3 separate regions of the Mus musculus genome follow, and all the other regions are linked to region 2. A link is a loop called in an ENCODE intact Hi-C map of the cell type or tissue named here. Cell type or tissue: left cerebral cortex. All regions are shown on one strand. Region 1 holds the start of Usp39 (ubiquitin specific peptidase 39). Region 2 holds the start of Ptcd3 (pentatricopeptide repeat domain 3). Region 3 overlaps Usp39 (ubiquitin specific peptidase 39).

Evidence for each region. Hi-C counts contacts between places; a loop is a spot of excess contacts. Peaks named below come from ENCODE experiments on the same cell type or tissue, not always from the same donor. Only the 100,000 strongest peaks of a DNase experiment are listed, where the experiment ranks them.
Region 1: a loop joins it to region 2, with 2.9 times the contacts of the local background. A loop is called at or near these places in 5 of 42 quality-filtered maps.
Region 3: a loop joins it to region 2, with 2.4 times the contacts of the local background. A loop is called at or near these places in 5 of 42 quality-filtered maps.

The regions. Positions count from the first base shown.
Region 1 is chr6:72,344,483-72,352,482 of GRCm38, reverse strand. Usp39 (ubiquitin specific peptidase 39) reads left to right here and starts at 7,308. Exons shown (of 13, transcript NM_138592.4): 1 at 7,308-7,598. The coding sequence starts at 7,334. It overlaps 0610030E20Rik (RIKEN cDNA 0610030E20 gene), which reads right to left and starts at 5,166. Exons shown (of 4, transcript NM_026696.1): 1 at 4,968-5,166; 2 at 4,772-4,890; 3 at 3,803-3,954; 4 at 1-3,486. The coding sequence starts at 5,074. The coding sequence ends at 3,364. In left cerebral cortex, a CTCF peak has its summit at 4,670; DNase peaks (open chromatin) are centred at 4,713, 4,803, 5,163, 7,270 and 3 more places; H3K4me3 peaks cover 2,946 bases; H3K27ac peaks cover 2,294 bases.
Region 2 is chr6:71,906,845-71,914,844 of GRCm38, reverse strand. Ptcd3 (pentatricopeptide repeat domain 3) reads left to right here and starts at 6,083. Exons shown (of 24, transcript NM_027275.3): 1 at 6,083-6,211; 2 at 6,999-7,051; 3 at 7,156-7,192. The coding sequence starts at 6,105. Polr1a (polymerase (RNA) I polypeptide A) reads right to left here and starts at 5,792. Exons shown (of 34, transcript NM_009088.3): 1 at 5,606-5,792; 2 at 1,765-1,969. The coding sequence starts at 5,682. In left cerebral cortex, CTCF peaks have their summits at 4,867 and 5,897; DNase peaks (open chromatin) are centred at 5,729, 6,020 and 6,789; H3K4me3 peaks cover 2,367 bases; H3K27ac peaks cover 1,310 bases.
Region 3 is chr6:72,331,767-72,339,766 of GRCm38, reverse strand. Usp39 (ubiquitin specific peptidase 39) reads left to right here. Exons shown (of 13, transcript NM_138592.4): 4 at 1,238-1,374; 5 at 1,913-2,065; 6 at 3,282-3,507; 7 at 6,580-6,657. Among named protein-coding and RNA genes, the nearest start is that of Usp39, 9.4 kb to the left of the region's middle. In left cerebral cortex, no CTCF peak of the experiment used is centred here; no DNase peak of the experiment used is centred here.

The sequences.
Region 1 (8,000 bases), 440 kb before region 2:
ATTCTCATCATATACACTTATATATCTTTTCCCTTCTTGCTCCACACTCTTCAAAGTCATTCATGCTTGTCAGTGGGGTACAACCCCAGTTTTTATCATTATTCTTGCACAGCCCAAACCCCCTTGCAAAACCAATTCTCTCTTATAAATAATATATACTCAGTTCAGGAATCACAAAACTGTAAAATACAGGCTTAATTCTAGTTAAGAACTGAGGGGAAAAAACCATTCCAGAGAGAGAAGAGAGAGAGGGGAGAGAGAGAAGAGGAGAAGGAAGAGAAGAGAGAGAGAGGAGAGAGAGGAGAGGAGAGGAGAGGAGAGGAGAGGAGAGGAGAGAGAGAGAGAGAGAGAGAGAGAGAGAGAGAGAGAGAGAGAGAGAGAGAAAGAAAGAAAGAAAGAAAGAAAGAAAGAAAGAAAGAAAGAAAGAAAGAAAGAAAGAAATGGGGGTAGGGGTTTGAGACAGGGTCTCTCTACATAGTCCTGGTTGTCTGGAACTTGCTTTGTAGATAAGGCTGGCCTCAAACTAAAAGACCTTCCTGCCTCTGGGACATGGGGCAAACCTTTTATCTCAGCCTTTCAAATGCTGGGATTACTGGCATGTACCGTCATACCTGTAGCCCAGTCTCCCTTGCCCCCATCTCCCCCCCCCCCACACACACACAAAAGACAGATAAGAACTTATCTATTCAAATGAATGTTGATTCTGAGGCAGTTTGTAGTTAAGTCCTGCCTACTGTGCAAAAACACTGGGCAGTTCTGAGAACTCACTATGGCCCGTGAGTTTTGAAATAGGTTAAGAGACATCTATCTGGAAGCAGGTCTGCCAAATAAACTGGCCAGTATTATTACAGACCCCAGAATAGGCCAGCAGAGCAATCAAGCTAAGCCATAAGGCTGAGGGCAGCCCCAAGAGGCATTTTAGGGAGGAGGCCTAGAAACATCAGCTCTAACAGGCTGGCTCAGAATGACCACTCTTCATTTAGGCACAGGCTTGGGGCTTTAGGTAGTCATACAGGATAAACTAGCAAGAATCAAGAGAGCTTTCTTAGCTAGAAAATCTTTCATACACACTGATAAGCAAAGTGCTTCTGGAAAAAGAACTTAGAGAAGTTTCCACCAGTCTCCTATCTGAGGTCTTTGAGGACCACATAAACACATAAAAGGCCTCTGCAGAACACTTTGTTCATCTAGCTATTCCTTCATCAAGAAGTGGGAATAACGGCAAATTTGTAGGTGTCGGGTCCTCAGATTCTTCAGGTGTTTTTTGGTTCAATAACAGAATCAGGATATAGGAAGCACAGCTCTAAGAACACAGACCCCCAAAAAGTTCCAATGTTCTTTGTCCCGACCAGCGTTCCAGTGAATCCTGTGTTTCAAGTCAGAATATGGACTGATTAACTGGAGACTATAGTGACTTGCAGGATGAAGAGCATGGAGTTTGGCAGACCCTCCTTCACCCGGGAGGCTCTGATGGTATCTAACCATGTAAGTCCACAGGCACTTACAGCACTAGTGCACAAGTACAGGATGAAGGCTTTTCCCTTTGACAGCATCCTGGGATTAGGACTGACAATGCTTAAGGCACTGAACCCTGAGACCAGCTCTCCTGGTTTAGAGCATTCAGGTCTCCGGCCACCTCTAGAACCAGGCCCTTCTAACTTACCACCTAACTCAAGTCCCAGAGTTCTGGCATGGCAAGCTGTGACTCACTGTTTTAATGGCGTAAAGCAGATGGCCAACTATATTACATGTTTTCAGCAGAGTGGGATAAAACACAGGAGGGATCGCAAGTGTCCCTGAAGAGAAAGCTACTGAACTCATACAGTCAGAATGATCTTGAAATCCTAGAAGACAAAGCCCTGGGGTAGGAGGTTTGGTTGTGGGCAGTCTCAGGGCTTGTAGGCTGTTTTATGATTCATGTTTCAAGATGCTGAAGTTAGGTTCCTATGTCAGGAAATCGTAGGTGCACCTGAATTCTGTGAACAGGATGTCTTGTGGACTTCAGACCTTAGCCTAAGCTTGTGTTGAAAAACATGTCCCCCGTTGGAAAAATGCTATGTCTGGGGATCTTTACCCAAAGGACCTAAGTTACATTTATTTAGTTTTTTCTTGAGACAGCTTAGGTTGGTCTTTAACTTGCAGCAGTCCTCATACTTTGGCCTCTTTCATGCTGGGGTTAAAGTGTGTCTCATCAGGCTCAGACATATTCTTGGGAGGTAGGAAAGAAAGCATGGGGCAGAGAAAGGGCCATTTCACTTCCTCTGTGATGTTCTTCACAACTCTCTCTTTTTTGCAACTAGAGCCCTCCTGCCCCAGAACAATTATAGCTATTGTCAACTCTCTCAACTTCATTCATTCAAGATTGCTAAACTACAATTGAAGAGTTACTTTTAAGACTGCTTTGATAATTCCCCTTTAGTCTGAGCAGAAGGTAGTTGCTTTACAGCTAGATGGTGAATTTGGTAAGCCTAGCCAAGGCGGGTTCATCTTCTTCTTCTTCTTCTTTTTTTGTTTTGTTTTGAGATAGGCTCTCTCAACCACTGTCTGTCCTGGAACTAGATGTGTTGATATGACCAGGCTGGCTTTGAACTCACAGAGATCTACCCATCTCTACCTCCTGAGTCCTGAGTACTGGGACTAAAGGCATGTGCCACCACGAGTAGCAGGACAGGTTTTTCAACTAAGGACTGCAGCTTAGCTCAGCATCTTCTTCCTGGGTCTCCTACGTAGACAGTTTTAAGCAGTGAGGCCTATGAGGAGCTTGGGCAAGCCACAAAAGGGGAAGGACATGTGCTTCCAAAGAGGCCTCAAAACCAAAGCTCTCCTGTTTATTGGCATCAGAAGTACTTGGAGACCTTGTTAGGAAGGCAGGCTCCCAGAAGTCCCATGCTAAATTCCTGAGTGGCAGAGAAACAGTCATGCTGGGGGTGGGGGACATAGATTCTACCTAAGGCAAAAAGATAGGAGAAAGGAAAAGTGACAGCTGAAAACAGGCCTAGGCAAAGATGAGTGGAAGAAAGCAGAAACATGAAGGGGCCTGACAAACGACCTCATCAAGACAGCACCACACAGGCAAAAGCTTCAGAAAGCCTGGCTCTCCCTAAAGTCTCTGCTCCCAAAACACCAAGTTAGCCAAAGCTGTCATAAAATTCCAGAATGTTAGGTTAGATGAATGAGACAAGAAAAATGGCTGCTGAGAGACAGGTCAGATGTGGTCCTGCAAGACCTTTGTGGATACAGCAGCTTAGAGAAGGAGGACAGGCTCCCTGAAGATCACATGGACTCATCCTGACACCCCCCAAACTAGGGGTGAGCTCCTTGGGCAAAATTCTGCCAAGTGCAGTGAATCCTGCCTCCGCCCCGTCAGTGCCGGCTCTGGCGTTTTGCAAGTTCCTCCTGGATTCGCGATCTGAGGGCCTCCCGCATGGCTGGATCCAGAGGTGTGTGTGCTGATACTGCCTCACTCACCCTTCCAGGATCATCGTCCTACGTGGAGGAAGAGTCAGGAAGCTCAGAGCCTGGTTCTCCCTCAAACAAGTGCTGCTCTGTTCCTAGACAGCACGCTCACAGAACTGTTTGGCTTAAGGCTTCTGTTTCTCAGGAGTCCCCTGTAACAGTGATTCTCAACTGAGGGTCACAAGTTTTCCCTGTTCCCCCAACTAGGAATCTCTATGTGCTGAGACTATCTGCTGGGAAGACATATTTTCCCACTGGCCCTGAGATTAACAGCGGTTCAGGAACTGGTGGTAGTTTCCGTCATGGCCCAGGACGGTCACGCTGCAGCTGTTTCCAAAAGGCGTACCTGATAGACAATAACTGAAGTGACCTCGCCACTGTCCGCCTCATAGTCTAAACAGAAGAGCTGGCGGCCAGGAGGCTCTAGCTCGGAGCTTCCACTACTGCTGCTTTCACTGGCTTCCTCACAGTCTGGGTTCACGGGGTGGGTGGAGCCATCTGTAAGGGCAAACCAGAGTGAGAGGGAAGAGGGGGTATGCTGCTAAAACCCCTGCCCACAGAAATGATCAGAAAAACAGCACCAAGAAAGCCTCCAAGCTTCCAACAGACCCTGGGTGTGTATGTGTGTGTGTGTGTGTTATGTATGTAGCTGTCAATCAGGATTTTAACTTCTTCCCTCCACTCCAGCACAATCTGTTAAAAAGTAAGTATAAGCTGCATATGTCTCCTGCAAATATCACTGGAAGCTGCTGAAAGGATGGACAGAGCTCTGCCTCAGTTCAAATCCAGGCTCTGCCATTTACTAGGTCTGTGATGTTGGACACCTTATTCACCTCTCTGGCTAGGGAAACAGACATAAGAGTCCTCAGCTTAACAGCGTCCTACGGACTCAATAATGTACTCAAGATCTAACCCCTCTGTAAAGAACAGCCCACAAACTTAGTGTCATATGTTAGTCAACATGAGTTCATGGTCACAGAAAGCCCAAGAAAAGGCCATTTACTGGGTTTGTTTCATTTTATGTACTGATCTTTCTTTTCTTTTCTTTTTTTTTAAATCCCTGCCACACTTTCTCTTCCAGGTGGCAGAAATATTAAAACCCAGCCTGATAGATCACACTGGTGGACAGCGTTTCCTGGCCGGGTCCCAGCTACCTTATATAACAGTGCAGTTTAACTGGGGTCACTGGCCCAGGGGGCGCTGCTATTGATGCAGTGGCTGCTGTAAGGGCCAGGTGGGCAGGAGCCCTGACGCAGAGAGAGGGGCTTGCCCGGGGGCGGGACCGCGGGCGGGCGGGCGACAGGCGGCGGCTCACCTCGGTGGCGCGGCAGGTACACTTGTAGGTCTGGCTTGCGGGGCCGCGTGGGCGCGGGCGTGTGGCGCCTCCTCGCCTTCTCCTTGGCCGCCTGCTTCACCTTCTTGTCGTAGTCGTCCCTGCGGGGAGCCGAGCGGGAGTCAGGCGCTGTCACCCGGCCGAATCGGGCCGGGCCGGGCCTGGGGCGGGGCGGTACCGATCGAGCTGGTTCCGACGGATGTGGTGTACGAAGCCGTGGCTCATGTCCAGACGCCCGCCGGGCTTGCAGCACAACCCCGGCCCGTGATCCTGGGCCGCCTCCATTCGTATGCTGGGTACAGAACCGCCGTAACCGCCACAACTGCCGCGGAATTAGGGCCTTCGGCTGCGGACCATGACTTCCGGCCGCCGACCTCGGCTTCCGGCTCCGATGCCCTTTTTCCGGTTGCGTAGGGCCAGGCGCAGCGGAGCAGAGATGCTTTCGAAATTTGAGAACCTTCATCTGTGAGCGCCCGTAGAGCTGGAGGTCCTCTTACTTTGTGGTATCACCTGAACGAAAGAAGGAGTATATATAGCTAATACCAGGAAATTATTTTTAAAAATTCGAGTCATCCACGAATACTGAAAATGCATTCTATTAGTCTAGAGATGTTGACTTTCTTTTCCTAGCCCTTTAGTATAATAAACTTCACTATGAGATCATATGCGTGTGTCTATGTGTTGTGTGTATCTACTTTGCTCCTGTCTTTAAAGCTAGATTCTGCTCATGAGAAATATTTTGTCATCTCCATCACCTCTGCTCCATCTTCTTTTAGACCCCCTCCTTGCCTCCTATAGTTCTCTCCCCTTCTCTCCCCTCTTACACACACACACACACACACACACACACACACACACACATACACACTTAAAATCTAGGTCCTACATATGGGAAAAACATGCAATATTGGTGATTACTCTTTCTAAATTATACTGAATTCGCTTAACATCTTTAGGTTCACCATTTCCCTACAAATGACATTTCTTTATGGCAGAATTAAAGAAGACATGTTAATATATGCCACTTGGTTGACTCTTTAATCTAAATGTGCCTAGGTTTCCTTAATTTTGTTTTTGTAGTGTGTGTGTATAGGCAAGAGGACGACACTGGGTGCTCTTGTCTGTATTCTCTACCTGTTCCTTTGAGATAGGGCCTCTCACTTAACCTGTAATTCAGCTGACAGCCACCAAGCCCTAGTGGTCCTCCTGTCTCCATTTCCCACATGGCTAGGACTATAGGCATGAGCCCACTGTCAGCTTTTTCCACGGGTGCTGGAGTTTTGGACTCATGCTTGGACAGTAAGCTTTCTCACCAATTGAGCCAATCTCCTCCGTTTGTTTGCTTATTAGTGGACATACTAAAAACATCTGTCTCTGATAGGCAATGAGGCAGACAAGTGCTCACGTAGGTAAGTTTTCCCCACCCATACCCAGTCCCTATTTCAGCCACATTGGAGCTGCACTGCTGGTGTCCAGACCACTTGCTTAACTGACCATGAGAGGAACCAAGGCTTTTGAGGGTCTAATAGTGCATAGCCTTCTCTTGTTTCTTTCCTTCTGGCATGTAGCCTAGGATAGTCTTGAATTAACTATGTAGCTCAGTTGGCCTTAAACTTTGGGATTTGTTTTGCCTGATCCTGAGAGTATAGCTTTCCAAGTTTTCAGTTTAAAATGTAAACATCAGAAACTTATTAGAGCAGTGACAGAATCAAGTGCATCTGCTTGATGGAATTGTTATATTGAAAGTAAAGGAACAGACTGCCTTACCCTAGACGTGAATGAGACCTGGTCAGAAAGAGGAAACACCGACTCATACTTGAACATAAAATTCTAGGAAATGTAGTCACTATTGTGGTTTGGGTGGGATTCCACGTGGGCACAGGACATTTCTGGGGTGAGACAAGTTTCTTCTCTTGAATCTGTAAGTGTTCATACATCGCAATTTAGCAAATTAGACACATCAAACGTGTACTATCTTGTATATCAATTATACTTCGATGGAACTGTTCAAATAGGCAGGGACTAAGGCATGACTCAGTGGTAAGGCTGAATTTGAAGTTTTATTAGCTAAACAATAAATGCGCCTTAGCAGAGTATTTGCAAACTCATTTCAAGAGCCCTTTAAATATGATACTAATTGAAGTTCCCAGGTACAAGCCTGAATGAAGGAGTTAATTTGGGAATACTGACTCCTTTTCCTGTGTAGGTCATCAGTCCCTGATCAGGGGACATCTCTGGATCGTCGTTTCGAGACACAAATTGTCCTGAAGCTATCTCGGGTGGAGTGCTAGCTTCCTTTTCCCTAAAATGAAAGTAGCCTGTGAAAGGTTCCTATTTAAGCCGTGAAGAGATGTTGGACAAGGACACAATATGTTCGAAACTATCTCGGTTGGGCCAGCAGCGCTTATAACGTTTTATAAGCCTGTATTGTCCCTCACAGCGACTCGTAGCGCGCTGCGTTTCTATGAGGCCATCTCGACTTCTGATTGGCTGCTTGCTGCCCGTGCTCGGCGCCGGCGCGGAAGCTCCTAACTGGTGGTGGCGATGTCTAGCCGGTCCAAGCGGCAGTCCCATGGTTCCACCCGCGGGAAGCGTGAGTCCGAGTCTCGTGGCAGCTCGGGTCGCATCAAGAAGGAGCGAGACCGTGAGAAGGAGCCCGAGGCGGCGAGCTCCCGGGGTAGCCCGGTCCGCGTGAAGCGGGAGGCCGAGCCGGCTGCGCGAGAGGTCCCGGCGCCCGCGCTCCCGGTCGTGCGGGTGAAGCGTGAGCGCGAGGCCGATGAAGACTCGGAGCCCGAGCGGGAGGTGCGAGGTGCGCGGGGCCGGGCCGGGCGCGTCCTCTTCCTTCGCCTGCTTTCTTCTTTCTCCTCCTATATTTTTAAAGACGGGTCTCAGGAACTTGAAGTTGTAACCAGAGATGGCCTTAGACTCTTGCTTCCCCTTCTTGAAGTCTGAGATGCCCAGTTTTTGTCTGCTTTTTACTTTTCCTTTCTTCTGCCTCCCTGACCAGGCTTGAATCCAGCAGGCTGGATTGCCTGTCATAATACATCACAGCATCTCCCTATTCACGTATAGCCTACGTGGGTCAGGTGCTCTACTGACGACTGTACAGATGGACCCTTCTCCGTTCCCCCCCACCCCCCACAAATTCCTAAGAGTCAGAGTCATGTTGTAATTTTTGGAATAAGACCATTAGTTGAGTCCCAGTGCACTC
Region 2 (8,000 bases):
CATCTTAAAGCATTCAAATTTGAAACTCATAATAGGATGCGTGGTCTGAGAAAAGAAATGTTTTTTGTTTTACATCAATAAATAGTTATAATACTTAACTAATACAACAGCCTTCTTTAATATGCTAACAGACAAACTATGTCTGTATATGCATCGCAGTCTGAAAAACTCAAAAAGAACTCCTGGGGACTAGGTTACTTGATACTGAACATACACCAGTGCCGTCTAGACAGCAGCTTCATTTGGAAGTTACTGGTCTTCCTTTTGGGGCTTTGCTTCTCCTGCTAAAACGTCACAGTGCAGAGCTATCTGAAAAGCCAGTGGCCTCAGGAGCACCGGATTCCCTCTATTACTAGGGAGGTGACTGCCACAGGGCTTTCTGATGGGCACCCAGCCCTAGACTCAAAAGGTGATAAATCAGTGCATTAAAGCCTGGGTCAGACCCTGAGCCTCGGATAGGTGGGGGGCTCACTAAACCTTTCCCTCTTCCATGAACAGAATCAAGCTGTAGCTTTTCTCAATTGGAATCAGACTGAAATTCTCTGGGTAAGTCTGAAGGGTAAGCTGAAGTTACAGGATAAACATCCCTCATCTGAGACTCTAAAATGCCCAACTTCTTGAGCCCTGATATACAAACAAATTCAACACCTGACTTCATGGTTATGGACTGAAGTAAAGATGTAGGCACATTAGAAATACACATACTTCTCTTCAGGCTGTGTATATGAGTTACATATAAACTATGTTCCATCAGACTGTGTGTATGAGGTATATAAACTATGAATGAATTCTTTGTTTATACTTGGGTTCTGTTGTTAAAGGAAATATTTAAAAAGTTGCCCAGCCATCTCTCCTGCCTGCCGGTGTTCCCGCTCTAGTACCGGTACTGGCAGGCCACAACACTATGTCCCAGCGGGGTCCTGCTCGGCGTGTTCTCCCCGCTGAGCTACTCTCCCAGCTAGCGAGTTCATCTTGCTTCCACACAGCGCCCCACACACCCCACAATCAGCTATCTCAACACCTAGTTACCCGGTAGAAACATGACTCTTAAAACTTAATTATCCAATCAGATTTATATAACAATAAGATCACAATTTACAAGATACCAATACAATAATTTCAGAGCCAATTGATAATGATAAAAGCTACATCCCAATTATTCTAACCTTGTGAAAATCGTAGCTACTTGTGGTGGTTTAAAAACTACTTGGAGCCGGGCGTGGTGGCGCACACCTTTAATCCCAGCACTCGGGAGGCAGAGGCAGGCGGATTTCTGAGTTCGAGGCCAGCCTGGTCTACAAAGTGAGTTCCAGGACAGCCAGGGCTACACAGAGAAACCCTGTCTCAAAAAAACCAAAAAAAAAAAAAAAAAAAAAACTACTCGGGATCAGAATCTTCTTCCTGTTTGTCTGCCTCCATTTTGGCTTCTCTCCTCCTCCTGTTACCTCTCTATCGCTCTCCCCAATTCCTAGCTCCGCCTCCCTTTTCCTGTCCACTCACAGGCCTGCCACTGCCCTAATGTGATTGGACAGGAAAATCCTGCAACATTCCCTTCCTACAATATCACCATTACATAGCTTATAAGCATTCTAAAATCTGAATTTGTAATCAATTTTGACCTCAAGCATTTTGGACAATGGACACTCAGGGTGTACAGTTTCTAGGTCCATAAAGGATCTTTTTTCTAAAGAGACAGGAACAGGAAAGAGGTGATCCCCACAACCTCCTAAGTCCCAAGACCCACATGCCCAGGGCAACACTTACATCAAAGAGGAAAGGGTTGTAGACTGTGAGCGGGAGATCAATGTGGCCCAGGTGTCCAGAGCAGTTGTTGAAGTCCTGCACGCAGGTAGCGCATACTTCTTTGGAATCTGCAGGACCCAAAGCCAAATCATACAGGCCATTTGCTGAAGGGTTTCCCAGGTAGTCCACGTATCGAGGATTTGTAATGGATTTAACACTTAACTTCCTGAGGAGATTAAAGAAAGACCCAGGGAAAGCTCAAGTTATTGACTTCTCTGAGGTTGAAGTGGGAGAGGCAGGTTATAAGCCAGACCTGACTAAAAGCCCAACTTGTTCAATGAAGGAAATGTCAAACAATAACTCCTGTGCACAGAATAACGATTCAAGAAAATGAAACACAAATAAAATCATAAAGAAACAGAACTTACTTGGTGCAAGGTTTCTTCACTTTGTTTAATGGAACTGTCGAATAACTTGCCCTGTACCCACCAAGAGCATGCCACTGTGCCAATGTGACAGTAAACAACAAACACGCAAAATGTGCTCTACCCAACTGTATTTGGGTGTTCATGCAAAGCAACAGTTGGAAAGTCTCCTTATATGTTACATAAATATACTTTTACAAAGCCAATTTTGCCTTTTAAATCTCTCCTAATTTAGAAGTTTGAGGGAAGCCAGGCTGTCCTGAGACTTTCTCAGAGGCAGGCCCTGATGTCCTTGTCAGGGAGTGACAAAGCCATTCTAGGGGAGGAGCCAGTGCCCCAAAGGGGTCAAGGTTGCAGCTTCTTTGGACCCAACCCTTCCCTCTGGGCTATGGTTACCAGTCCTATGGTAGCTGTGTCTGAGGTATCCAGTATTCTCTTTGCCAACATGGTCCAACTTAGATCTCTGTTGACCTTGGCCGCTCCTCCCCCCAATCTATAAATAGTATGTAGATGCTGTACTCCCTAAACTTGCTTGGCATTAGACATAGCTTGTACAAGGCCTCCTGACCCCAGCTTTTATCATCGCAGGTCCTCTTCAGGACCCAGGTCCAGGTTAGAAAAATAAATGTAGGGCAAAGATACCATCCCGATTTTGCACCCTAGGGGGAACAACAACAAATGGTTGAGTTGTGTGGTCAGGTAAACTGACAGCAGTCCACAAAGAACAAAGCTGTGCAGAGCTGGGAGACTCCCAGGGTCAAGGCCACTGTGAACACAGAGGCAGCTCTGCAGCTGTGGCTCACTCTTATCAACATGGTCGGTCACCTTTCTCTGGCTAAGCTAATGTCAACAGACACGTTATCTAACTCAAAGGTGTGTGTGTGTGTGGTCTCTTCCCCCAGCATGGAGTCAGTAATGCTAAACAAGTTACTTAGCTGTCTTGTTAATTTTTGAAAATGCAATGAAATATACATAAAACTTAACATGTTAACCATGTTTAAGAGCGCAGTTCAATGGTACGAAGTACACAACACTGAGCCGAGCGCTGGTGGCAAAGGCCTTTCATCTCAGCATTAAGGAGGCAAAGGCAGGCAGACATCTGGGAGTTCCAGGACAGCCAGAGCTACACAGAGAAACCTTGACTCGAAAAAACAACAAACCAACCAAAAAAAGCCCCAAACCCCCACAACACATACCCTCTCTTTCACAAACTAAAAGGAACTGCCTTTCCACTCTAACACCTGGTTTCTATCAGGCATCTGCTATGTCACCTACATATCACATTTTACCTTTTCTTTCTCCTGCCACTGCCCTAGGTCAGTTCTCCCATCATGTTTTGTCCTTCCTTCCTCTTCCTGTCCACCCTCCAACAGCTGTCAGATCTATTCTGAAGTGAAAATGTAGCCAAGCAAATATCACCCTCACAACCTTCCTAGGAGTCTGCTCTTGGAAAAAGGATACTTTCTATAACCCACAACAGTAGTTCTCTGTCTTCCTAATGCTGCAACCTGCATAATACAGTTGCTTATGTTGTGGTGACCCCCAACTTAAAATTATGTCATCACTACTTTATAACTATAGTTCTGCTTCTTTTATGAATTGCAATGCAAGTGTTTGATATTTGACCCACAAAGAGCTCGGAACTCACAGGTTGAGAACTGCCGTCCTACAAAAGTTTCCCTTGATGAGACAGTGCTGAAAGTTTGGGATCTGGCACTAAACAATTAATGCTCCTTTTAGTCAAGTTAGAACTGGTAGCCTTCCATCTCCTTCGGAGTAAAGGCTATGCCCTTAAAATGACATGGGGGTTGGGGGTGGGGGTTCCTGGTCTCTACCTCACTTTATTCCAGTCACCTTGGCCCCTTGCTGTTCCTAAAAACCACAGGCGGTGAAGGACTTAAATATTCATAGTGCCACTGAATATTCACAAAAGCTCAAAAACATATGAAAAGATGTGTGCATTCTTCAAATCATTGCAAGTCAAAACCACAGTGAGATACCATAACCCATCAGTGTATGATCAAAACAAACACACAAACCAAACACACAGCTAGAAAGGACTTGGAGAAGAGGGAGTCTTTATGTATGATTGATGGGAACATACGATGGTGCTGAAATTATGAAAAACTGAATTAACTTCCTCAAAAGGTTAAAAATGGCATTAATGTCTAAACCAGGAATTCTGAGTCTGGGTGTGTACACACTTTAATAGAAGCCTCATTCACAATTGCCAAAAATTGGAAATAGCCCAAATGTCCATCAGCAGATGAGCTGATGAATCGGCATGTACGCGCGCGCGCACACACACACACATCTATCTATCTATCTATCTATCTATCTATCTATATCATGTTCTATTTACTTAACCCTAAAAAGGAAGGAAGTTCTGATCTATTTATCTATCTATCTATCTATCTATCTATCTATATCATGTTCTATTTACTTAACCCTAAAAAGGAAGGAAGTTCTGATCTATTTATCTATAATTTTGAGGACAGTATGCTAAATGCATTGGCCAGTTACAAGAAGTCGGGGCTGACTGACTCCTTTTACTTGAATAGGGGCCTGAACAGTCAGAATAACTGAAATAGAAAGTAGACAGGTGGTTACCATGCGGCAGGGGCAGGGAAATGAAGACTGACTGATTACATATGGAGATTGCAATGGCAAGATGTGTCCTAGAGGGGGTAGTGCTGATGTTACCAGTGTGGTCTACCTTTTTGTTTGTTTGTTTTTTTATTTTTCGAGACGGGTTTTCTGTGTCCACGAAGCTCTGGAACTGACTCTGTAAGACCAGATTGGCCTCGAACCCACAGAGATCCTCCTGCCTCTGTCTCCTGAATGCTGGGAGGGTTTGTTTTGTTTTGTTTGTTTTTTCAAGACAGGGTTTCTCTGTGTAGTCCTGGCTGTCCTGGAACTCACTCTGTAGACCAGGCTGGCCTCGAACTCAGAAATTCGCCTGCCTCTGCCTCCCAAGTGCTGGGATTAAAGGCGTGCGCCACCACTGCCCGGCAATGCTGGGAGTTTTTAATGCATGTTGAGTTATTAATGGGAGTCTAAGAAGCGTGTATGCTATCGTGATCAAAAAGCATTAGAGAAGAGTCCCCAGGACTTCATAGCCAGGGTCTTGATCCAAGATTTAAAAGTTCATCATCGCTTGGACCAGAGGAGACTAATTAGGAAGTTGATAAGCGTGTGATGTAATGTGATTATAAATGACATAAAACTAGTTGATTAATGAGGAAGATGAACAGATGAAAATGCAGCAAGCGCATTCCTTCCCATTACCAGCAAGCAAGCACTAGGCAGCCAGCCCCCCACCCCCCACCCCGACCCCGCCGCCCCCGGACTGGCTCGGCTCAAAGCCTTCTGGGAATCGTAGTTCCCAGCTCCAACTTCCACAACCCTGTTCTACACGCATCCCACTAACTCCTTACTTGAGCTCTTCGGCCGAATACATTCCGAAGGAAATGCCCTGAAGCCGCCTCCATGGTGTGTGCTTGGAGGCCAGCATCTTCCGAGTCAGTTTTGAGGTCCGTCACTACGAGAGAAGTTCCAGTCAGCCGCAGAGAACGCCACTTGAGTCTTGTAGCGCAGAGCCACCATGTGTTTTTCCACTGCGCTTGCGTGCGAGAACCGCGGCTTGGCAAATTGGCTTGGACGAGTTCATTTTTGCTTTCGGGGTGGGTAAGGAGTGGAAGAAAACTGTCTCAAAACCCTCCTTCAGTTTAAAAGCAAAATTACACAGGAGACTTTAGAACAGCATTTCAAGTAAGTTTATTCGAGGTGAACGATGTGTACTGAGCGTTCCGCTGCTAGTCTAGCCAAACAGGACCTTGTGACCACCCGTTTGGAGATGAGACGTTCCACGCCAGCCCCGCCCCTCGACCCTGGAGGCGGAGGTCGTTCCCGACGTGCTCCGCGAAGAGTCCAAAGATGGCGGCGGCGGCGGTTGCAGCTCGCCGCCTGTCCTTTCGCAGCGGGCTTGTCTTGCTGCAGACCACTCGGGGGACGGGTGTGTGTGAACCGAAGGTCTGTTGCAGGTAAGAAGACCCAGAGTCATTTTGGTCTTGCATTTCCCTGAGAGTCGTGAAAGTAGGTAAGATGCAAAGGCATTTGTATGGTCGAGGCCCGGCCCTCTCAAGGGTAACACGAGGTAGCGTCGTATTTAGTGATCTTTAGATCTGCGAGTTCGGGAATTCTTTCGGAAAATTTTTATTGGTTGGTTGCAATACTATGTATAGCCAAAATTACCCTTTAAACTAGGGCCCTGTTCTCGTGAAGTTTACATTTCCGTGAGTGCCGCTACAAGCCCCTACACAAATTTCTTTATCACCCCCCCCCCTTATTCATTTTAACCCTGCAAAAAAGAAAGGGCAAAGTAACAGATCTTTCACAAATAAAGGGCAGGCTAATATTACCAGTATGGACTGAACGTTATGAGAACCTTCAGCTAAGAATAAGCTAAGACTTTAGTAAAAGCAGAAAGCCTTAAAACGTCTGACCCCATTCTTTCCATCTGGTGGTGTTGCAAATACTTATGTAATTTCTTTGTACATCCTTCATGCAGTGGCCTGGTGGAAATAGGAGGTGGTTTTAAGTCAGTTGTAGAGTGGATAATTAGCTCATACGATGTCTTTGGACCAATACAAAAAAATAAATAAAACTGGGTTACAAGTTTACACTACATCTAAATGCCTCTATAAATGTGGCTCAGAATGTGTGCATGCGGGTGGAGCTGAGTCAGCAGAGCTAGCGGTAGGAGCTGAGCTGAGGCCATCAGGGAGCAGTGCTAACAGTGGGATTTTTGTTGTTTTGTTTTTAATGCAGATTTTATGCTGGAACTGAATCCCTCCCAAAGGTTGAAGGATCAGATATAACAGGTATTTTTAAAACTATGGAAATAGAAGTTTTTAAAAATGAAAAGACATTGTATTTCTTTGTGTTGTTAGAAAATTGTTTATTTTTATTTTTTTTTCTACATAAGGGATTGAAGAAATAGTCATTCCAAAAAAGAAAACATGGTGAGTATTTTGCTATTCACTTACCAGGTGATTGGGTATTTACTGTAAATAAAACATAAGGATTTAAATAGTGCCTAGCACATAGACAAATACCATGTTAGCTGTTATTTTTTAAGTCTTGTTATATAATTTTATGTGTAAACTATACATTTAATTTATAAGTGAACTATTAGGTGTACTTTTGTTTCATTTGGAGTGGCTATTTGATATCATTGTATAAATATGATTAGATTCATTTGTTTCCCTGCATAAGAATAGGAACAGTGGCTGACCATGGTACCATACTCCTTTAGTCTCAGGAGGCAGAGGCACAGGGATCTCTGCATAGTAGGACTAGTGTACCTACTGAGTTCATACAGTAATGCCCTGTCTTTAGAAACAAGAATAGGGATGAGAGAGCACTGGAGCTAAGAGTAGGGACTGGGTTACCTGTGAATACAGCATTCCAGCGTACGCCCCTTTGCACACCTCTATATCCAGAAAAACGACAAGAAATGCAACAGGAAGAGTATTTACAATGTGCTACAATCTAGTTGTCACCTGCCTGTGTTGTATCTTATAGTCCTATATGTATGCAATTTTACCCGTATAGATAGACAGAATTTAGGTATATATTGAGTGTTGTTTTGTAGTGACATACTCCTGTAGTCCTAGCACTCAGGGCAGAAGTTGGAGGATTGTCACGAGTCCCAGGCCAGCCAGCCACTTATTTAAAATTTCCCTTTTTCCTATTGGTAGTTCTTGTGAGATGTATTAGGTAAAGAGTGCAGGAAGGCAGGATGTAATATGATTGTTGATTATGGTGATA
Region 3 (8,000 bases), 420 kb before region 2:
CCTCCCTCCCATCCTTCCTTTTGGTATTGGTATTGTTCAAACATGCTAACAAGTACTTCACCACTGAGCTGCATCCCCAGCCCCTGGGTTTCCAAGGCTGTGTTTTCTGTGTTTATAGTGTTATCGTTTTGAGATGGAGCCTGAGTACATAGGCCAGCCTTCCTTGAACTTGAGTCTGCTCCTCAGATTTTCTCATGCTTAACAATACTTACTCAGTTCTTTCTGAATGTAGTATTTTCCCTCATTTAGATCAAGGGAGTAGTGAGGATATTCATAGTATACTGATGATGTGAAAAAGAGAAGCCACATTCTTTGTAGGGAGCTTTTATGAAGTCAAGGTTGCATATGAAACAATCAGAAAAATCCCACAAGAGCATCATGATTTCTGGTAGACTCTATAGCAGAGTTTACAGATGAGGACAAAAAGTAGCGAAACATATTGAGGTCAGTTTTGTCCCTTTGATATTTTTGAGACAGTACCTCAATATGGAACCCTGATTGGCCTAGCACTCGCTCTATTGGCCTTCCTGGCTTGAGCTTATCAGCTCTCCTGTCCCTTGTCCACTGAGTGCTGGTGTTATACGAGTTGCCACCATGTCTGTTTCCAAAGTCAGTTACTAAGGATTTACTACATTTAAATGTTGTTATTTCTATATATGTATGTGTATATTTGTGGGTGCCTTTGTGTGCTTGTGTAGATGTCGGGACAGTATGTGGGAGTTAGTTCTTTTTCTACCTTTTCTAACCATGTGGGTCCAGGGGTCAAACTCAGGTCATTAGGCTTAGTGTCAAGTGCCCTTACTGAACTTTTTTGCCATCAAGTAAGTAAGTAAGTAACGTGTGTGTGTGATAGACCAGGTCTTGATCCTCCTGTGTGTGTGTGTGTGTGTGTGTGTGTGTGTGTGTAGACCAAGTCTTGATCCTCCTGTCACCTTCCTAAAGCAGGTGTGTGTCACCCTGCCCAGCATGTATTTGTATATTTACTTATCAAATAATGTACTTTTGGCTGTTCCTAGTTTTTGATACATGTGAAAAGTTGGTTTATGTGTATGCTTTATATTGAAACTGATTCCCCTAACTTATATCTTAATGTTCTTTCTGGCTCTCTTTGTGAGAGAAGTTTGTGTGATGATTAATTTCATGGGAGGCATAAGACTTGGTTTCTACTTTTAACATGGTAAACCTGATTTGTGCTTTTCTAGGCCTTTCTCTCATAGCCTTTTCCCTGTCCCCACAGGCCGGGGCTTAAAGTCTCATGCCTACATCCACAGTGTCCAGTTCAGCCACCATGTCTTCCTCAACCTCCACACTCTCAAGTTTTACTGCCTTCCTGACAACTATGAAATCATTGATTCCTCGCTGGAGGATATCACGGTACGTGTCCCAGGTTGCTGTGAGGGCCACGTTGCTTTGTGAGCTATCCCAAGGATCCCTGGAAAGTGCCCTCCCTACAAGAGGGAGTATTTAGAGTGAGAGCAAAAAGGTGAAATAAATTCAAGATTTCAAAGTAAGTTCTTGATGGTAATTCTGTGACCAGGAAGATTCCATTCCTGCCCACACAGTCCAGGTGTGTGTGGGGGGCCTTGGAATCCTGGTGCCAACGGAGAAGGAGGTGCTCCCATTTTTGAGCTAGATACATATGACACCTCACTGGAAACTCGGACTCGTAGTCCTTAGGATCCTGTGGTTTCTAACAGTCATTGGTCATGGAGTTGACCAAGGTATAGGGCTGAAGACAGACCTGGAATTCAGTGATTCAGGGTTAGACATGAAACTGTAGATTGGAGGACTTACTCTGTTACCTTGATTTTCATCCCTAAGGCTGGGCATTGTTAATTTTGGTAGAAATTGCTATTCTGGACATATCTTGGAGTTTTCTTACAACAACTTAGAGTTTTCTTTTTCTTGGCAGTATGTGTTGAAGCCTACTTTCACAAAGCAGCAAATTGCAAACTTGGATAAGCAAGCCAAATTGTCCCGGGCATATGATGGCACCACTTACCTGCCAGGGATCGTGGGACTGAACAACATAAAAGCCAACGACTATGCAAATGCTGTGCTGCAGGTAGGCTCAGGAAGGCCACTGGGGAGGAAGACTGGAAGCCGTGTAAAGGCCGCCAGGGAATCCTGCTCTCTTAGTGCAGGCAGAAGGTCTGTCTGAGGGCGCCACTTAGCATTTGTTCTGCAACCAGCAGAACGCTCCCGTCTGTCTGGTCAAGGTGGTGGCTGCCATATGCTGAGGGATTTTTTCAGGCTCTAGGTTATGGCTCCTGAAGTTTCCAGGTAACAACAGGTGGACTCTGTTACTCCGCAATGCCAAAATTAAACATGCTGCTTGTATTTCTTTCTCTCCCTCTTCCCCTCCTTCCCTTCCTCCTTTCTTCCTTCCTTTCTGTGTGCATGTATGTACTATGTGGGCATGTACATGTGAGAGTGCAGGTACCTGTGGAGTCCAAAGAAAGGTGTCGGGTCCCCTGGAGCTGGAGTTAAAGGCAGTTCTGAGCTGCCAGACATGGATCCTGGAGGTCCTTTGCAAGAGCAGAATGCAGCCCTGAATACAGTTTTTTTTTTTTTTTTTTTTTTGGGTTTTTCGAGACAGGGTTTTTCTGTATAACCCTGGCTGTCCTGGAACTCACTTTGTAGACCAGGCTGGCCTCTAACTTAAATCCCTGCCTCTGCCTCCCGAGTGCTGGGATTAAAGGTGTGCGCCATCATTCCCGGTGACTGTTTGCTTTTTTGTTTGTTTATTTGGTTGGTTCTGTGGTCTTGTTTTTGTTTTTAAGCTAGGCTGGCCTGTACTCACTACATTGTCCAGCCTGGCTTCATACTTGTGGTAGTTCTCCTGTCTCAGCCTCCCAAGTGCTGGGATTCCAGAGTTGCACTGCCTTTCTTTTAAAGTCCTTTTTGGTGTACATGTTCACTAAGGTTGGCAGCCTTTGTTTTGTGTGACTTAGTGAAGGACATTTTACTGAGCTCTGAGCTCTGGCATCATTTTCAGAGGGTCAGTTTCTTTTGGACTTTTTTTGTTTGTTTTGAGATAGGGTTTCTCTGTATAGCCCTGGCTGTCCTGGAACTCACTCTGTAGACCAGGCTGGCTTTGAACTCAGAAATCTACCTGCCTCTGCATCCCAAGTGCTGGGATTAAAGGCGTGCGCCACCACTGCCTTGAGCTTTTGGACTTTTTAAGGACATCCTAGGCCCATCCCAGGCTTTGTTTGAATGGTAGCTAGAACAGCTTGGTCTCAAGGGGCTTTGTGTTAACTGGAGTGCTTGATCTCCAGGCTCTATCTAATGTCCCTCCTCTTCGGAACTACTTCCTGGAGGAAGACAATTACAAGAACATCAAGCGTCCTCCGGGGGACATCATGTTCTTGTTGGTTCAGCGTTTTGGAGAGCTGATGAGAAAGCTCTGGAACCCCCGAAACTTCAAGGCGCATGTCTCTCCTCATGAGATGCTTCAGGCTGTCGTACTTTGCAGCAAGAAGACTTTCCAAATTACCAAACAAGGTGAGAGACAAGTCACCCTCCTCTCTGACTTACAGACAGCATATCAAGACTGCCGAACACATTCATTTCCACTTTGCAGCGAATCCTGATAGAGCTGAAGGGACTGGTCCATGGATAGTGGATTAGGCTCTTCATTCTTCTCTGATCAGTGGGTCCTGTGCAGAGAAACCAAAGAGATTGCAGCTGAGTGAAGACAAACTGTTTCCTTTGGCAGATGGTGGTATTGCTTGTGGGAGAACTGGGGCAAGAGCGTGTTGTTGGTGAGCAGCTGCCACCTGTGCTGTGTTCCCCACCTGTGGCATGTTCCCCACTGGATGCTCAGGGAACTGTTGGCTCACTCTCATCTCTCAGAGTCCAGTTCTGACTGCTACGAGTGAAGTCTCGGGGTCTTATGCAGCACCATAGCACATCCATTTGTTCATCCTTTTGTGTTTGAGACAAGGACTCACTCTGGAACCCTGACTGTTCTGGAGCTCACTGTGTGGACCAGGCTGGCCTCAAACTCAAACTCTGCCTGTCTCTGTCTCCCTAGTACTGGGTCATCCTACACTTTCCTTTTCTTGCTGAGTTTTAGAGCTGTGGTGATAAGGAATATGATTATTCTAGGAGCTCCCTGGCTAAATGGGGAGGGTAATTGTTTAAGAAGGTAGTCAGAGTGTGTTAAGTGCTGTGATAAGAGAATGCAGAGTCGCCTCCTCGTGGGAGCATCTGGGAAGAGTCCTGAGTGGTAGAAGAGAAGGAGGTGGGTCGGTAATAGGCATGCCAGGCAGGCAGTCATGGAGGTGCCAGTGTATAGTTTGGCATGCACAAAAGTGTCTGGCACAGAGAGTAAGTAATCATACCTCGTCATATCTCGGATTCCATGGTCAGTGGAGAGCCAAGGTGCTAGCTGGGAAGGAGGATTTTTCAGTTTATGTGTCTTTGCAAAAAGATTGGATTATATTTTAACAAGGTTGAGAATCAGTTGACACAAAAGTGTGATGTCAGATCTGTGTTTGAGAAACATTATTCTGAGCTGGGCATGGTGGTACATGTGCGTAGTCCCAGCACCTTGGAGGTGGAGACAGGAGTCCAAGTCACCTTTAGCTACATGAGGTCTTTTCCCCAAAGTCCAAAAACAAAATAAAAACTCCATTATTCTGATAAATTACTTAAATAGAGGGAAAGTCTAGTGGCTTGCTTTTTAAAAAATGTATTATTTTATGTGTGTAAGTGTTTTGCCTGTATGTATAAGTCTGTGTACAATATGGATGCCTGGTACCTGAAGATCCAGAAGAGGGTGTCAGATTCCTCACAAACTGGAATTATAGACAGTTGTTAGCTACCATGTGGGTACTAGGAAACCTGGGTCCCCGTGAAAGAGCAGCAAGTGCTTTAAAGTGCTGAGCCATCTCTCCAGCCATCTCTACTCCACACACCTTTTGTTCCCTCCCTCCCTCCCTCCCTCCCTTTCTTCTTCATTCTTTCTTCTTTCTTCCTCTTCTTCCTCCTTCCTTTAAAAAAAAAAAAAAGATAGGGTCTTACTGCAGCCCTGGCTGTCCTAGAACTTACCATGTAAACCAGATCAGACAAGCCTGGAACTCACAGAGCCACCAGTTTCTGCATCCTTCATGCTGAAAATGAAGGCGTGTGCCACCTTGCTTGTCTAGTAAAGGCTTTCAGAGTCTCAGGTATTTAAGGAAAGGAGCAGTAGACGACGATAAGGAAAGTAGGTACGAAGCTGAGACTCTTGGGGTTTAGGATTTTAGGATACAGAGAGAGAGTCACTTGGGAATAGACAGTGTATATTGATCAGAACCCCATGATTTATCCCCAAATGAGCAGAAGTTACTGAGCCATTTGAGCACAGTGTTTCACCATTTACAACAAGGCCAGCAGCACCTCGTGTGCTAGAACTGTCAGATTCCAACATCTAGACTCATAAGTCATTTTGTTTCTGGACCAACTCTGAGGTTGTTTTGATCTTTAAGATTTGTTTTATTTTTAAATATGTGTATGGGTGGGTGGCTCTGTGCATATTTGTCCAGGTGTCTGTGGATTCCAGAGGGTGTTGAATCCCCTGCAGCTGGGGTCACAGGCAGTGGTGAGCAGTCCACTGTGGATGCTGGGAACTGAACTCAGGTCCTCGTACAAGCAATGGGCTGTTTCATTTCTATGCCAAGGCTGCAACAAGCTACGGTATTTTTGTAGAGTTTATTTTGTGTGCCATGGAAGGTTGTATCTGTCAGCCTTCCCTTTAGCTTTTGACAGCTTTGCAGAGTTAAAGCTTAATTGGTTAGAGAGTTGCAGAAAAACCTTAACCCTAAGAATAAACTTCCGCTTACCTAGTTTCTTCTGTCAGAGCACAGTTTGTGTTGTCAGTGAAGCACAGTTTTCTCCAGTGTCTGAGACCTGGGTATTGTCATTTGCTTAGATGTATGTGGTGTTTATGTAGAAGTTTTTGCTGTGGTCATTGTAATTAAATAGTGGTGTGGGGGAGTGGAGGGAAGTAATTTTGTAGAGTTGTCAGGCCTTTGGAATCAGGTTGATGAAGTTAAAGAAGACTATAAAGTCTTAGAGATTTTAACTAGATGAGCAGAGAGACAGACATTTAGTAGCCATTATCCCAGAAATAATTGAGAGGCAGGCAGTTAGTCTCTTCTTAGGCACTCTTATCATGGGCCAGGAATGTTGCTTGTTCCCAGGATCCTTTGTTCCACAGTGTATGTAGATGCCTTTTCAATACTAGCACCAGCAGTCACTTTCCTGAAACACTAGAGTCTTTGTAAGATAGGGAAGGGAGGAAGTCAGAGCTGCTTTGGAGACGTGGATGTTACAAGGTCTTCCTTCCTTCATTGCTGTCACAGGGTGATGAAATACGTTCTGGGACAATGACAGGGTCACCAAAGTACCTTGAGAGAGAGTGAAGACTGAAGTCCTTGAGGAGGGCGGGCGTTTGTGGTCAGGTAGAGGAGGGTGCACGGAGTCTGGGATGTGTGACTAGTGGCTGGAGAGGATGAGGAGGCCAGCCAGTACATGCTGGGTTCCTTCCTGCCTCTGAGCTGCAGTATGTTCCTCTCCCTTTTTTCCCAGGGGATGGAGTTGACTTCCTGTCTTGGTTTCTGAATGCTCTGCACTCTGCTCTGGGAGGCACCAAGAAGAAGAAAAAGAGTAAGTAATGATGCTTGGCAAAGGAGCCCTATTTTCTTCTCAAAATTTTTTTTTTTTTTTTTTTTGGTTTTGGGGTTTTTTTCGAGACAGGGTCTCTCTTTGTAGCCCTGGCTGTCCTGGAACTCACTTTGTAGACCAGGCTGGCCCTGAACTCAGAAATCAGCCTGCCTCTGCCTCCCAAGTGCTGGGATTAAAGGCATGCGCCACCATCGCCCGGCGTCTCAAAATTTTTTTACAACTTCTCTCTCTCTCTTTTTTCTGAGACAGGGTTTCTCTATGTGACATTGGCTGTCCTGGAACTCTGTAGACTAACTAGGTTGGCCTCAGGATCTGCCTGACTCTACCTCCTGAGTTCTGGGATTGAAGGTGTGCGCCACCACTGCCCAGCTTGTCCTTTTCATTCTTAGCTTTGGGGTTGGGGAGCAGTGAGGGTTAGCATGTAGTACACTACCTTCCTTATTTGGAGACAGAGTCCTGCCCAGCCCAAGCTATCCTGGAACAAAGGTTCCTCCTTTCTTAGTTTCCTCTGCTCAAATGACTTTGAACTCCTGATCCTTCTGTTTCTACCTCCCAAATGTTGGGGTTACAGGTGTGTGCCACTAGGCTGTATAGGCCTGCATAGATCTTGCTCTGTGTTTTGTTCTCAGCCTGGTTTTTCCTAGTTTGTTTTGATTGATTGATTGATTGATTGATTGATTGATTGATTTGTTTATTTATCTTTGAAATACAGTCTTGCTTCGTAGCCTAGACTGACTTCGAATTTATGATCCTCCTGACCCAGCCTCCCAAATACTAAGATTACAAATATAACCACCATGCTCCGCCCCAGTGGTATTTTAAGCAGAAATACCTGGAGGATATTATGTTAAGTGAAGTAAGCCAGACCAAAGTCTTGACTGTGTTATCACTCCAGAAGTGGTCTTCCATCAGCAGAGTAGAATCCTGGTTACCAGAGGCCTGAGGCTACATGGGCTCAGATAAAGGAGTTAGCAGAAAGAGGAGCTCTCAAATTTCTTGACTGAGTACAGTAACAGTGGTGACAGCCACTAACTGTATACTTCAGTGTAGCTGATAGGATTTTTAATGTTTTGAGCACAAGGAATGATACATGTTCAGAGATGGATATGCCAGTTAGCCTCAGCTAGTCTTCATTGCACTCTGTGTGCATTTATTGAAATAGCACTCTGTTCCATTAATAGTTTTGACTATCAATTAAAGTCCCTCACCTGCTCAGATTAAAGTTTTTTTTTTGTTTGTTTTTTTGTTTCCAAGACAGGGTTTCTCTATGTTGCCCTGACTGTCCTAGAACTCACTTTGTAGACCAGGCTGGCCTTGAACTCAGA